Regions from separate parts of the Homo sapiens genome. Here region 1 is linked to region 2. A link is a contact called in ENCODE Hi-C or POLR2A ChIA-PET data. All regions are on one chromosome and are shown on one strand. Each heading gives the region's core, a stretch centred on a gene start or an enhancer-like site at or near the end of the contact. The rest is flanking DNA. Distances are from core to core; before and after follow the strand shown. Region 1 has its middle 18 kb from the start of SLC27A2. Region 2 holds the start of HDC (histidine decarboxylase).

Region 1 (5,251 bases), core at 2,165-4,664, 100 kb after region 2:
GGTAGTTGGGTTTCCTTATTCAAAACATCGTCACTATAAATAAGGCACTCACCAGTAGAGGGTTGGCAGTTTCCCTCTACAGGAGCTTATTTCCTGCTTTGTTAAGATATTATTCTCTCTGATGACTACATACAGCAGTCATGAATAGCTACTTTCTATTGCTAATGAATTATGATGTAATTTAGTGCTTACTTGTGTGGCAAGATTATATCTTGAAGAATTTATGGAGATTCAAATTTTTGTCTGATGACATTTTCCTCCTGCTGGAGGAATTTCCCCTAACATTTCTTGTACTGGAGATCTGCTGGCAATTAATTTTTTCATCTTTGTTTTCTGATAAAGTCTTTATCTTTCATTTTTGAATAGTATTTTCACTGAGTATAGAATTCTATGATAGGTTTTATTCTTTGGTACTTTCAAGATATCACTCTATTGTCTTGTGACTTACAGAGTTTCAGACTGCTGTAATTCTTATATTTGTTCTTTATTCCTGATTGTTTTCAAGATTTTCCCTTTATCTAATTTTCAGCAGTTAGATGAGGTGTGTGTGTGTGTGTGTGTGTGTGTGTGTGTGTGTGTTCTCTGGGATTCTCTGAGCTTTCAGATCTATGGTTTGATATCTTTTATATCTTTGGAAAAATTTGGGGTCATTATCTTTTCAAATTTTTTATCTGTTCTGTTATCTCTCTTCTCTCTCTTTGACTCCAGTTTGTGTTGAGTCATTTGATATTGCTCAACAGTTTTTACATGAACATTTTTTATTTGCTTTTTTCTTTCTGTGTTTCAATTTTGATAATTTTAAACCTACATTCAATTGACTGAGATTTCCACCTCAGCTTTGATAACTAACTCTAAGTAATTCTTCATTTATGATATTGTGCTTCTTTACTTCCAGAATTTCCATATGACCCCCCTTTTTATTTTTACCATTTCATCTCTGTTGATGTTTCCTCATCTTCTCACACATGTTGTTGACTTTTTCAACTAGATCCTTTAAAAACTTTTTTATTTAGGGGGAGGAGATAGAGCAAGATGACCAAAGAGAAGCCTCCAGTGATTGCCCCCACCATCCCCCACCAGGAACACCAAATTGAGCAGCTATCCACACAAAAGAAACATGTTCATAAGAAAAACAAAAAAACCAGGTGAGTGAACACAGTACCTCACTGTGTTTTAACATCATATTAACGGAAGAGGGGCTGGTCGTGGTGGCTCATGCCTATAATCCCAGCACTTTGGGAGGCTGAGGCGGGCAGATCACTGGAGGTCAAGAGTTCGAGACCAGCCTAGCCAACAGGGTAAAACCCCATCTCTACTAAAAATACAAAAATTAGCTGGGGGCTGTGGTGGTGGGTACCTGTAATCCCAGCTACTTGAGAGGCTGAGGCAGGAGAATTGCTTGAACCTGGGAGACAGAGGTTTCAGTAAGCCAAGATCGTTCCGCTGGACTTCAGCATGGGTAACAGAGCGAGACTCCATCTCCCCAAAAAAAAAGAAAAAAAAAGGAAAGAGGTATTGAAGAGGGTAGGAAAGACACTCTTGAAACTCTTGAATTGCCTACACAACCCTTCCCAAATACCCTGGCAGAAGCCTTATGGCATGGAGAAAGAGTCTATGTGCTTGGGAGGAGAGCACAGTGATTGTAGGACTTTGCATTGGAACTCAGGACTGTCCTTTCACAATGGAAAGCAACATTTGACAGAATTCAGCTGCTGCCCATGAAGAGAGTGTTAAGACCAGCCATAGCCAGAGGTGAATCTCCCATCTCAATGGTCAGAGTCTGAGTTCTGGAAGCCCGTCACCATGGGCTAAAGTGATGTAGAGTCCTAAATAAACTTGAAAGGTCATCTAGACCACAGGGACTGCAATTCCTGGACAAGTCCTGGTACTGTCCTGGGCTTAGAGCCAGTGGACTTTGGGTACACATGACCTGGTGAGACACCAGCTGGAGCAGCCAAGGGAGTACTTGCTTCATCCCTCCCTCAACCCCAGGCAGTACAGTAGAGAGATTGTTTGAGGAGAGAAGAGGGGAGAGTAAAGAAGACTTCATCTTACCAGCTCAGCCACAGTGAAATAAGACACAGGCAGGGACCTGAGGTCCCCATTCTAGGCCCTAGCTCCCAGATGACACTTCTAGACATGCTCTGGGCCAGAAGAGAATTGATACCTTGAAGGGAAAAATCTCATCTTGGCAGGATTCATCACCTGAGACTAAAGAGCCCTAGGTCCCTGAATAAACAGCAGTGGTAGCCAGACGGTATTTGCTGTGGGCCTTGGGTGAGACTCAGAAATATGTTGGCTTCAGGTGTAACCCAACACATTCCCCTGTGGTGGCTACAGAGAGAGACTCATTCTGTTTGAGGGAAAAAATGTGATGAGTAAAGGGAGCTTTGTCTTGTAGCTTGAGTACCAGCTCAGCCACAGTGGGGATAGAGCGCCAAGCAGGCTCCTGGGGTCCCTGACTCCAGGCATTGGCTCCTGAACAACATTCTTGGACCTGCCCTGGGCCACAGGGGAGCCCACTGCCCAGAAGAGAGACTCAGGCCTGGCAGCATTCACCACAAGCTGACTGAGGAGCCCTTGGACCTTGAGAGAACACTGGAAGTAGCCAGGCAGTACTTTCCATGAGCCTGAGACAGTGGTGGCCATGGGGAGAGACTCTTCTGCTTAAGAAAAGGGGAAGGAAGAAGGGGAAGGACTTTGTCTTGCAGCTTGGGTGCCAGCTCAACCATGGTAGAATAGAGTACCAAGTAGATTTCTAAGGTTCCTGACTTTAGGTCCTGGTTCCTGAACAGCATCTTGACCCACTGAGGGCTAGGGGGATCTTGTAGCCCTGAAAGGAAAGATACAAGCAAGGCTGGATTCACCATCTGCTGATTGTAGAGCCCTTCAGCCTTCAGTAAACATAAGCAATAGCCAGGCAGTTGTCACCATAGGCCTTGGGTGACACCCAGTGCTGTGCTGGCTTTGGGACCAACCCAGTTCAGTCTCTGTGGTGGTGGCCACTGGGGTGCTTGTGTCACCTTTCACTCAGCTACAGGCAACTCAGCTGAGTGAGACAAACTCCATTTGTTTGGGGAAAAGTAAAGAAATAGAACAAGTGTATCTGCCTGGTAATCTAGGGGATCTCCTAAATCTTACCAAGACCACCAAGGCAGTATCTGTATGAGTCTGCAAGAGTCACAACGTTACTGGGCTTGGGGTGCCCCCAATGCAGATATAGCTGCAGTTACCAAAGACTTAGATCACAATACCCAAGTGCCTTGGAATACTTGGAAAGCCTTCCCAAGAAGGACAGGTACAAACAAATCCAGGCCATGAAGACTACAATAAATACCTAACTCTTCAATGCCTAGTCACTGACAAACTCCACAAGCATCTGAAACATCCAGAAAAATGACCACATCAAATGAACTTAATAAGGCACTAGTGACCGACCCTGGAGAGATGGAGATATGTGACCTTTCAGACAGAAAAGACAAAATAACTGTTTTGAGAAACCTTAATGGAATTCAAGATAACACAGGGAAGGAATTCAGAATCCTATCAGATAAATTTTAACAAAGAGATTGAAATGATTAAAAAGAAGCAGAAATTTTGAATCTGAAAAATGCAATTGACATACTGAAGAATACATCAGAGTCTCTTAACAGCAGACTTGATCAAGCAGAATAAAGAATTAGTTAGCTTGAAGGCAGGCAATTTGAAAATACACAGAGGAAACAAGAAAAAAAACAAAAAAGAGGCCGGGCGCGGTGGCTCACGCCTGTAATTCCAGCACTTTGGGAAGCAGAGGCGGGTGGATCATGAGGTCAGGAGATCGAGACCATCCTGGCTAACACAGTGAAACCCCGCCTCTACTAAAAATACAAAAAATTAGCCGGGCGTGGTGGCGGGCGCCTGTAGTCCCAGCTACTTGGGAGGCTGAGGCAGGAGAATGGCGTGAACCTGGGAGGCGGAGCTTGCAGTGAGCTGAGATCGCGCCACTGCACTCCAGCCTGGGCGACAGAGCGAGACTCCATCTAAAAAAGAAAAAAACAAAAAAGAATAAAACTTGCCTATAAGATATAGAAAATAGCCTCAAAAGGGCAAATCTAAGAGTCATTGGTCTCAAAGAGGAGATAGAGAGATTGTACTGGAATGTTTATTCAAGGGAGAAATAACAGAAAAATTTCCGTATTTGGGGAAATATATTAATAAAGTATAAGTAGATATTAATAAAGTATATATATAAATAAAGATATTAATAAAGTATAAGAAGGTTATAGAACACCAAGCAGATTTAACTCAGAGAAGACTACCTCAAGGCATGTAATAATCAGACTTCAAAGGTCAAGGATAAAGAAAGGATCCTAAAAGCAGCAAGAGAAAAGAAGCATACAAGAAAAGTAACATACAAGAAAGCTCCAATACATCTGGTAGCAGACTTTTCAGTGGAAACTTTATAGGCCAGGAGAAAGTGGCATGACATATTTAAAGTGCTGAAGGTAAAAAAAATTTTTATCCTAGAATAGTATATCCAGTGAAAATATCCTTCAAGCATAAAAAAGAAAGACTTCAAGACAAACTAATGCTGAGAGACTTCATCAACCCAAGACCTGTCCTCCAAGAAATGCTAAAAGGAGTTCTTCAATCTGAAAGAAAAGAACATTAATGAGATTAAAAAATGATTAAGAAATCATCTGACGGTACAAAACTCACTGATAATAGTAGGTACAGAGAAAAACACAGAATATTACAACACTATAATTGTGGTGTGAAAACTCATATCTTGCATAAAAATACTGAAAGATGAACCTATCAAAGATAGTAACTACAAGAAGATTTCAAAACATAGCACAATAAGATATAAATAGAAAAAACAAAAAGGTAAAAAGTGGGGGATATAGTTAAAGTGGAGAGTTTTTATTAATTTTCTCTTTGCTTGTTTGTTTATGCAATCTGTGTTGTTAGCAGTTTAAACTAATGGCTTATGACATATTATTTACAAGCCTCATGGTAACTTCAAATAAAAAAACTTACAACAGATACATAAAAATAAAAAGTAAGAGATAAAATATACAGTTAGAGAAAATCACCTTCACTAAAAGGAAGACAAGAAGGAAGGAAGAAGAGAAGATCACAAAACAACCAGAAAACAACAAAATGGAAGAAGTAAATCCTTACCTATTAATAATAACATTGAATATAAATGGACTAAACTCTCCAATGAAAAGACATACAGTGGCTGAATGGATAAAAAAGCAAGACC
Region 2 (5,333 bases), core at 2,601-5,100:
AGTTTAACATAGGACTGCATTTGCAGAATAGAAGAGAGATAATGGGGAGATAGCAACACTTGGAGAAAAAATAACGAACACTTTTTTATTTAAAGTGCCTAACTTGGCTGGGTGTGGTGGCTGACACCTGTAATCCCAACACTTTGGGAGGCTGAGATGGGTGGATCATTTGAGCCCAGGAGTTCAAGACCAACTTGGGTAACATGGCGAAACCCCATCTCTACAGAAAAACTCCAAGAAATAAAAAACAATAATCATCTGAGTGTGGTAGCACATGCCTGTCGTCCTTGCTACTCAGGAGGTGGGGGTGGCAGAATTACCAGGGCCTGGAAGTCAAGGCTGCAATGAGCTGTGATCGCATCACTATACTTCAGCCTGGTTGACGAGTGAGACCCTGTCTCAACAAATAAAAATAAAAATAAAAATAAAAATGCCTAACTTGGTGCTTGGCACTTTCTAAAATTGACACATAATATTTGTACCTGTTTATGGAGTATATGTGATATTTTGATACATGCATACAATGTGTGTAATGATCAAATCAGGATATTTAAGATATCCATCATCTCAAACATTTTTCTTTGTGTTCAGAACATTCCAAATCTAGCTATTTTGAAATATACAATAAATTATTAACTATAGTCATCCTAATGTGCTATTGAATATTATTGAATTCCATCTAATTATATGTTTGTACCAATTAACCAATCTCTACTTATTCCTCACCCCCAGCTCCCACCAACCCTTTCCAGTCTCTGGTAACTATCATTTTATTCTCTACCTCCATGAGATCAAATTTTTTACCTCCCATATCGTTGTCAATATTATTATTTTTCCCACCCTGGCTCCTAATGAAGGATTTATTGACAATATCACTGGAATCTAAATCCTCTAGGCCATTTTTTCACCAATGCCCTTATTTTCTTAGGGCTTTTTTTTTTCTTAAATCAACAGTTTTATTGAGATATAATTCCCATTCTATAAAATTTCCTCGTTTGAAGTGTACAGTTTAATAGCTTTTAGTATATCCACAGAAGTGTGCAACCATCACCATAATAAATTTTAAAACATTTTCAGCAGGGCGCAGTGGCTCACGCCTGTAATCCCAGCTACTCAGGAGGCTGAGGCAGGAGAATTGCTTGAACCCAGGAGGCAGAGGTTTCAGTGAGCCGAGATTGCACCACTGCAATCCAGCCTGGGCCACAGAGTGAGACTCCATCTCAAAACAAAACAAAACAAAGCAAAATAAAACGAAGCAAAATAAAACAAAACCAAAACCCAACAATTTTGAACATTTTCATCTTACCACCCTGCCAAAAATCCCTGTTCTCCTTAGCCATCAATCTTCAGCTCCCTACCCACTTCTAACCATGAATCTATTTTGTAGATTTGTCTATTCTCGATATTTCATATGAATGAAATAATATAATATATGGTTCCTTGTGACTAGTTTCTTTCACTTAGTATGTTTCCAAGTTCATCCATGTTTTGGTATGTATCAGTACTTCATTCCTTTTTATCATGGAATAATATTCTGTTGTATTGATATACTACGTTTCATTCATTCATCTGAACATTTGGATTATTTCCATTTTTGTCTATTATAATAATTCTGCTATGAACACCCATGTATACGTTTTTGTGTGGACATGATTTCATTTTCCTTGGATATACACCTAGCAGTAGAATTGTTGAGTCATAAAGAACTCTAGGTTTAGCTTTCTGGGGAGCTTCCAGATTATTTTCCAAAATGGCTGTGCCATTTTACATTCCCACCAGTAAAGTATGAGGGTTCTAATTTTTCCCTGTCTTCACCAATACTTGTTGTTATCTATCTTTTTTATTATAGTCATCATAGTCTGTATGAAGTGATTTCTCACTGTAGTTTTTTCAGTAGTAATTAAAAAATTTCCTACCTATTTTAGCCTAAAATTACTTTCCTGACTCTCTTCAAGGAGCCTGCCAGAGAATTCTCTCTCTCGTGCTGTCTCCCTTATGCCTGGGCATAAGCTCTGATAATGCCCTGTCTGGGAAAACTCTTTTGGCCTTCTCAATTTCTATTACATTGAGAGCCCAAGAACCCATGGTCAGTAACAGGCCAATGAGAAGCCTCCTGCATTAGTCTAGGTGAAGGATAATGGTGGCTTGGACCGGAATAGGGTGGTAGTCATGGAAATGGGGAGAATTTGACAGACTAGATTTATTTTGGAAATAGAACTGAATCTGAACAGATTGAATTGGGCAGGGAGCAGGGAAAGTGAAGGGGAAGGAAGACACCAGGTTTATGCCTTCAGCATTTGGGTGGATGAATGGATGGATGAAAGGATAGATGGATGCATGGATGGTGGTTGGATGGATGAGTGGTTGGATGAATGGACGGTCAAGGGGTGAATAGATGGGTGGATGGAAAATGGAGAGATGATGAACTGAGATGGGGAAGACTAGAAGTGGGGCATATTTTTGGGGAAAGACAGTTTTGCAATACGTTAAGTTTGAGGTGCCTCAGAGTCATAAGAGAGGATTTGTCAGAAAGGCAGTTGGATATAAGATTTTGAAGCTCAAAAGACAGGGAGGGCCTGATGGTATGTTTAAACCTATACGGATATCACATAGGTAACATTTCAAGCCTAAGAAATGGGCCGGGCGCAGTGGCTCACACCTGTAATCCCAGCACTTTGGGAGGCTGAGGCGGGTGGATCACTTGAGGTCAGGAGTTCGAGACAAACCCAGCCAACATGGTGAAACCCCATCTCTGCTAAAAACACAAAAATTAGTGGGGCATGGTGGCACATACCTGTAGGCCCAGCTACTCAGGAGGTTGAGGTGGGAGAATTGCTTGAACCCGGGAGGCAGAGGTTGCAGTGAGCCAAGATTGTGCCACTGCACTCCAGCCTGGGCGACAGAGCAAGACTCCGTCTAAACAAAACAAAACAAAAAAAGCCTTAGAAATGGGCAATGCCACCAAAGCAGAAAGATGAAAGGAGGGCAATGCCCTGAGGTGTGCCAGCATTGGAGGAAACAAACAGCCAGAGATGTAGGAGGAAAGCCCAGAGAAACTGTGAGCTGCAAGGATGAAGTAGTAACAAATAAAATGCCACCAAGAGAACCAGAAGGACGACTGGAAACAAATAAACAAGAAAGACTATTGCATTTAGCAACGTGAAAACGTTGGATTACTTTTTACTCAGAAATCAAACCCCAAGGATAGTGTTTCCCCTCCCTACAGGGGTTTCTGCAGGTCCCTTTACACGCCCCCCTTCTACTTCTTTAAGTGCTAAAAGTGATTAATTTGGGGTGATGTTTTAATTTCTATTCTTTTTGGCTTATAACTGTGTTTTTTCATTCTTTGCAACAACAGATAGTATGTTGTAATAGAAAAATCCATTGTGGTCAATGATAACTTCTGCCTGTTCCTGGGCACAGGGGGCATCACTATTAGTGCCTGTTCCTCCCTCCCTACTGCTGATAAGGAAACAGGGGCAGGAATAATACTAATAATTTGTGCTACTTTTTCTGCATACCCTTGGCCTTATTCTGGTCTACTGAGCTGGGAGCTTGTCTGAGGCTGGAGCTCTATTGTCTGAATCCAGGGGCAGAAAGAACTGAGGGCTCTTTTACGGCATCCACCTGGAGGCTGCCTGCAGGCTTGGGTTGCTAAGTGCACTGCTTAATTTAGAAGCGCCTTTTATCCTGGCTCTCTTGACCAGTCAAAGTTGTGGTCGCTGTTTTCTACAAGGACTGGGGAAAGAAAGGGTGGAATTAATTAAACCTGGAGGAAGGGACTTTGAAGGGCGGAGCTAAGGTCAAAGAAAGAACCCTTTAAATAAAGGGCCCACACTGGCTGCCAGGGAGTGCGCAGGACTGGCAAGAGGGAAGCCGGGCTGCTCCACGCCTTTCACGCCTTCCACCTCCTGCGTGTCCATCTGTGAGAAGGAGCCAGAGCCCAAGGGAGATGATGGAGCCTGAGGAGTACAGAGAGAGAGGTGAGCAACGGGCATCCCTGGCCCTCTTCCCTGCTGCTACTCCTGCAGGAACGGCTGCTGGTGGGTGGCCCTTAGATTCTGGGGTGACATTTGATGGGAGCATTAGAATTGCCTTCTGAGAGTTGGCACCAGCAACATTTTTTTTTCTGCGAAAGGAATGTGGGATCAGAGTGTAAAACTTTTCTCAACCACTCTTTCATTCTCCCTCTCATATACCCACTCTCACATATGTCCACACTACCGTGCCTTGCTTTTCCTCCCCACTTTCCCACAAAATTGAGGATTTGGATCCCTGAGCCACTAGATGGGAAAAGGGGATTGTTCATATTCTGAAATAGAAAAAAATTTTCTCAATATTCTGTAATCACTGCAAATCCTTTCTTTCTTAACATTCATTCCTTCATGTGTGAATCTATCAGCAGTGTTCTTTCATTTAGTCATTCATTTCATAAATATTTAGTAGGTGCCTACTCTGTATCAGGCAAAACCAAGTGGTTATCCAGTTCTCAGGCATGGATCTCCCTTAGCAGGAAAGTAGGTAGTTGCTTAAAAAAGAATCTTGAATGTCTATTTCTATAATGTTTTATATCCTCCTACTCACTAATTAGTGTGCGTTAGCTTATTCCATTGCTTTCCTAAGGCACTGTCAGCTGAGAGCAAGTTCCTGTGGATATTTATCTTCTGAGTGGAACACAAATACATTTAGCACTGTTCCTGGATCAGTGGAGGGTTAGGTCTAGAGCTCTCAGATCTCTGGTGGGGCCCTGCTGGAGAAGAACCAGGATGTGAGAGGGTTGAAGGGGAGCAGAAGGAAGATAGAATGGTGTGGAAATCTACCTTTGTCTCATAAGTTTTGTCTGGGGTTGGTTCTGTTCTTAAGAACTTTGCATAAGCTGATGCAGAGGGGAGAAACTGAGTCCCCTCTCCTAGGTAAAAGCAGCCCAGGGAGTACTAAGGAATGGATGTTGAGACAGACAAAGAGATATGTACACACACACACATGCACACACAGCAACAGAGGCACTGAAGACTGCAATCTGAAAGAATAAATAATTTGCAATAGTTTCAGAGTGTTCAACTTGACTTTTTTTTCCTTCCTTACTCATATGTTCATTCACTTGATACATTTTTTTTTAGCATCTAAAAAATATCCTAAGCACTGAGGTGTTGATGGAGGCAGCAGGAGGGAGAGAAAGTCATTAAGATTTGGTGCCACATTTCCCAGGCCAGGGCAGGGGGCTTGGTCTGGATCCATGGTTGTGCTTTAGGGATTCTGTGAGCCTCAGAAATTATACACAAAGTTCTGTGTATATGTAAGCCTACAGTTTTAATCAGATTCTTGAATTAAGT

Evidence for each region. Hi-C counts contacts between places; a loop is a spot of excess contacts on that map. ChIA-PET counts read pairs that join two places held with the same protein, here RNA polymerase II (POLR2A). Pooled maps may share reads with other maps.
Region 1: POLR2A ChIA-PET joins it to region 2 with 11 read pairs in activated CD8-positive, alpha-beta memory T cell. The contact joins the enhancer-like site here to the promoter of HDC in region 2. A Hi-C loop is called at or near these places in 1 of 168 maps with a recorded cell type or tissue (endothelial cell of hepatic sinusoid) and 3 of 50 pooled maps. POLR2A ChIA-PET finds 5 or more read pairs at or near these places in 4 of 52 experiments (Panc1, activated CD4-positive, alpha-beta T cell, activated CD8-positive, alpha-beta memory T cell and 1 more).

What each region holds. Positions count from the first base shown.
Region 1 is chr15:50,161,299-50,166,549 of GRCh38, reverse strand. It overlaps a transcript of ATP8B4 not described here. Among named protein-coding and RNA genes, the nearest start is that of SLC27A2, 18 kb to the left of the region's middle. Within about 2 kb of position 3,414, at least 2 of the 41 ENCODE cell types and tissues checked have a DNase peak (open chromatin) inside an H3K27ac peak, as active enhancers do.
Region 2 is chr15:50,264,243-50,269,575 of GRCh38, reverse strand. HDC (histidine decarboxylase) reads left to right here and starts at 3,850. Exons shown (of 12, transcript NM_002112.4): 1 at 3,850-3,983. The coding sequence starts at 3,953.